Linked DNA regions of Mus musculus: region 1 is linked to region 2. A link is a loop called in an ENCODE intact Hi-C map of the cell type or tissue named here. Cell type or tissue: left cerebral cortex. All regions are shown on one strand.

Region 1 (2,500 bases), 150 kb before region 2:
CACATTAACTAAAAGATGAGCAAGGGGGTGTGAAGGTTCATGGCAAATCCTCGGGGCAGCGTGATTCTCTCTCACCAGTACCTTCATGGCTCAGAGTATTTTCACATCAATAGGGGACAGCGTCTCAAACACCAAGTAATACAGCTTTGCATCCTTTCTGTTTAATAAAGATTTACTACGTCATAAAAAGAATTTCCAGAGTCTATTACTTATATATGCAAAGTCCTTTAAAAATAATGTGCTCAATCTGACAATTAAATACAGCAATTACAATGAATTATAGAAAGACTGGTCTAAATTAGGAAAAAGGTTGACCTACATGGTGTGTCCGTAAAAAGTATATACAATTTGAGTGTTGATGAGAAATCTACAAATATTGGCTGCCCTCAATTTAAACAAGCTGCGGTCCAAAAATGCATCTGTAAATTGTTGTTGGGAATTTAGAACATATTTTCCCACAAACGTAAAGTTATAAGTCATGGTTCGTGCTGGTTGTGTGACAAGTTAAAAAGGTATGTGGCCAAAATCTTGGTCTTTAACTGGTGGCTTCCCTGATGGGTCAAGGTTCTCCCTGTTTGGGATAGAAGGTGGGGAGGGCAGATGTGTCCTGTTTATGTTTGCACTTGAAGCCCGGGAACTGTTGGTTTAGAATGAACGGCTGTGGTCAGGAAGACCTTAGCTAACAAAGCCTATCTACTCCTGTCCAGGTCTTAGCAGTATGCTATTTCTTGTCGTGGGTAGACAGCTGTTCTAATAATCTCTTTGAGTTGCATGACAAAGCACCAGAGGTGTAACATAGCAAAAGGCATCCCAGTTCTAGACCCTGGAAGTTCAAGATCAATTTATTGCCAGGCAGGTTTCTTGAGACTTCTCCCTGCCACCCATCAGGCCCTCCGATGAAACCCCCTTCTGTACCTGCCTGCATCCAAATTTCCCTGGTTAGAAGGGCTGCATGCCATTTAGGATCAAAACCACCTAAGAAACCACAGTTAATCTTCATTCAATTCTTAAAGAGTATGTCACCACAGAAGCTCACATTCTGAAGTCCTGGAGGTTAGGAATTGAACACTGGGGGTTAGGGAATTTTGGTAGGTGGATGGAGGTTAGAGATTACGATTCAAACTTTGGCAAAGCTCATTCCTGTTTTGTTTAAAATTTTGTAGATTATTTTATTTTGTATGAATGAGTGTTTTGCCTGCATCTATATCTGTGCAACATGTGTTTGCATGGTGCTCGTGGAGGTCAGAAGAGGGCATCAAATCCATTGGACCAAATGATTGTGCACCACCATGTGGATGCTGAGAACCAAACCTTGGTCATTCCTCTTTGGACTGTGGAGCAAAGGAAAGAAAACAACATAGATCTCAAGTCTAAGAGAGGAACTGAACAGTACTGCCCAAATCTAGAGCCAAGAGGGAGTTCCCCTACTGGCAGACAGCCCTGGCTGCCCACTCATTCCAGCTGTACCAAGAGAAATCTATCTACAGAGCACTAAAATCCAAAAAAGCACAATCCCCATTCCTACCCCCACCCTCACACAACAGAGTGCCAGAGAGTAACAGTGACCCTCTGGCTGTGAGCTCCTCCCCCCAGCACTCCAGCCAATAGGCTTTTAGTCCCAACACAGGACACTGGGAGCAGGGAGAGAACCCACACTGGAACCGAGGTGCTAATTTAAGTAGGTTTGGTGAATCTATGAGAGTTATTATTCCATGTTTCACAGCAAATCCTTCCATTAAGAAAGACCGCTTTAGGCAGGAGGCAGTGGTACACGCCTATGATCCCAGCACATGGGAGGCAGAGGCAGGCAAATCTCTGAGTTCAAGCCTAGTCTATAGAGTGAGTTCCAGGAAGTCAGGGCTACACAGAGAAATCATGACTTGAAAAATAAAACAAAGCAAAACAAAAAAGAAAGAAAGAACACTTTCTGTAGCTCCCCAAGTGTGATCCCCAAGCAGTCCCTCGATGGGGCAGGCTGCCCCTTTCTACATGTTTAGAGGGAAGCTTCCAGAAATGTGCCTCCCACACCCCCAAAGGAAGGCAGTGTGCTAGGCTGTGGACCACAGCAATGCAGATACTCAGTGTAAGAGTTAATCTTCTGGCTAGAGACTAACATGGTATGTAAAATGTTTGCCTAATAAGCATAAGGACCTGACTTTGAGCCTGAAACACATATGAAAAATTAAAGAGCCAGGTACGATGGAATGTAGTTGTAATTCCAGCCCTGGGGAGGTAGAGGCAAGCAGATCCCTAGGACTTGCTGGTCAGCCAGCTTGGCCTACCAAGCAGTAAGAGATCCATCTTCAAGAAAACAGTGGACAGTGCCTGCAAAGAACACTGAACTTTGTTCTATAACACCCATATGCACATTTGAACCCTCATATATGCCAGCATTCTCTCTCTCTCTCTCTCTCTCTCTCTCTCTCTCTCTCTCTCTCTCTCTTACACACACACACACACACACACACACACACACACAAACATGAATTAGCACCTTTGG
Region 2 (2,500 bases):
TTAAAATCAGCTCACATGATTATCAGGTCTCAGGAGCAGCTAGTCTGAAAGCCACGGGGCAACTATAAGGCTGGAATCTCAGGCAAGAGTTGATGCTGTAGGTTTGAGACCAAATCCCATCTTCACTCAGCATCCTCAGGTCTTGCTCTTAACACTTTTCAACTGATTTGATGAGGCCAGCCACATTATAAAGGTCATATAATGTCCACTGACTACAGCTGTCAATCAAGTAACAAAATACTTTCACAGCAAGATCTATACTAGCATTTAACCAAGTACCTTGGCTTCTCAATCTAATCAATATGACACATAAATTTAAGCATCACACATGGCAAAAGTATCTTTTTTAAAAAGGAGAGGGTGACATGGGACAATTCCCACATCCCAAGCTGTACCTTGCACAAGGCAAGTGAAAAATGGGAGAGACAGGAGATGTGATAATATGTGAAGTTTCTTCAAAAGAACACATAGGATTGTCATGGTGGCACATGCACATAATTGAAACATGCAGAAAGCTGAGATATAAGGGTCTGAAGTTCAATACTAGCCTTGGCCACACAGTAAGACTTGATCAAAAGCAAGGAATGGACAGGGAGGGAGGGAGGAAGTGGGAGGGAGGAAATGAAGGAGGGAGGGAGGAGGGAAGGAGGAAGATAGGGAGCGGAGAGAGAATAGGAATTCGATGTTGGAAGTCATTTTCTTTGGTCTCAGGGTGACCAAGGCATTTCCCTGGCACTTAACAGATATTCATTTCAAATGACCATGAAAACTATTGTCCAAGCACAGAGCTGCCTCTTTCAGTTTAGTCAAAAAGCTGACCTCTGACCAAGCAATTACATCATGGCCTTTACATTTTCCTTGGCAGTATTTTGACCTCCAACATCTAAATCCCCTTAAATTTCAACAGAGGCATCAAAGCCAAAGGCCCGTGAAGTGCTGTTTTGTGCAGGAGTCTGGGCTGAGCAGTGCCATCCCTGGGAGGATGGGTGGGCGGTGCACAGAGCTATACACACATGCAGATGCATTGATGCCTTAAAAAACCGTGTGAACATTTTCATTCAGTTTAGGCAAACTTAAATAGAAGCTACTGAAATATATATGTATTATTCCTAAAAAGAAAAGCTGCAGAACAGCGAAAATGCCTTATTATCCTAAATTAGCTGCGAAAATCCCTTCAGAGACTTGACAGGAGGGAAAAAAAAAAGATTTTTCAAGGCACTGCAGAAAAGAAAATCCAAGATAAGAATAGTCATACAATACAAGTCTTGTTTCATAACACATTCACACAGCCTTTCAATACCTGGCAATTACCACACAGGAAAAAAAGATGGAACTGAACTGCTAGGAGGAAGATGAAGGACTAGGGAGAATTAATGCAAACATTTAAAATTGCTCTAAGAAGAATGCTAGTTAAGATCGCTCAGGAGATTCCTTGGGACCTTAGGCCACTCTGGCCAGAGAAACAGAAACCCTAACTGCAGATCTCCTCCTCCTCCTCCTCCTCCTCCTCCTCCTCCTCTTCCTCCTCCTCCTCTTCCTCCTCCTCCTCCTCTTCCTCCTCCTCCCCCTTCTTCTTCTTCTTCTTCTTCTTCTTCTTCTTCTTCTTCTTCTTCTTCTTCTTCTTCTTCTTCTTCTTCTTCTTCTCTCTCTCTCTCTCTCCCCTCCAAATTGACCCCCCAGTCTCACCCCCAGCTCTATAACAGACTACCTGCTATGCCTGGCCCCATGTAGTTTTTCTCCTCCATCCTTCCTCTTCATTCATCCTGTTATCCCAGCCCCCAAGTCTAGCAGGCATTCCCTGGGAACAAGTCTACCAGAGGAGTAAGTAGGCCAGCTAAGCAGGTAGGCAAGCCTCAGGTCTTCACTCCCTCTACTCTCCTCCATATCCAGTCCCCAGCTCTGTAGAAGACTATATGTAGGGCCTATCCTCACACACTGCTGCCCCCATTCCCAGGGGATTAAACAGATCTTGGTGGAACACCCTGCTTTCCTTCCTCCTGCAGGTTCCTCAGTCCCTGCTCCTAGCCCATCCCCACATTTTACTGAGAACCAATGGAGGCCACACCTAGCAGGATCCCAGGAGAATTCCCTACTAGGCAACACACAGCCAACACACCTTCCAAAGAATTAGAGAGGGTAACAGAAACCAAGAAACAAAACACCCATACAATAAAGACAAGGCCAGATATCAGCACCTAGAATTACAATCTTCCCAAACCCAGATACTCACATACCAGTATAAAAACACAATCAATAATAGCCAGGATAACACAACTTTATTAGAGCCCAGAAACCCTACCACAGTAGACATTAAGAATTGCAACAGAGGGCTGGAGAGATGGCTCAGTGGTTAAGAGCACTGACTGCTCTTCTGAAGGTCTTGAGTTCAAATCCCAGCAACCACATGGTGGCTCACAACCATCTGTACTTAGATCTGATGCCCTTTTCTGGTGTGTCTGAAGACAGCTACAGTATACTTACATATAACAATAAATAAATC

What was found. Hi-C counts contacts between places; a loop is a spot of excess contacts. Peaks named below come from ENCODE experiments on the same cell type or tissue, not always from the same donor. Only the 100,000 strongest peaks of a DNase experiment are listed, where the experiment ranks them.
Region 1: a loop joins it to region 2, with 2.7 times the contacts of the local background. A loop is called at or near these places in 1 of 42 quality-filtered maps.

Annotation. Positions count from the first base shown.
Region 1 is chr14:58,352,134-58,354,633 of GRCm38, reverse strand. No RefSeq gene overlaps it. Among named protein-coding and RNA genes, the nearest start is that of Gm33321, 53 kb to the right of the region's middle. In left cerebral cortex, no CTCF peak of the experiment used is centred here; a DNase peak (open chromatin) is centred at 1,443.
Region 2 is chr14:58,201,568-58,204,067 of GRCm38, reverse strand. No RefSeq gene overlaps it. Among named protein-coding and RNA genes, the nearest start is that of Gm33321, 98 kb to the left of the region's middle. In left cerebral cortex, no CTCF peak of the experiment used is centred here; a DNase peak (open chromatin) is centred at 1,058; H3K27ac peaks cover 240 bases.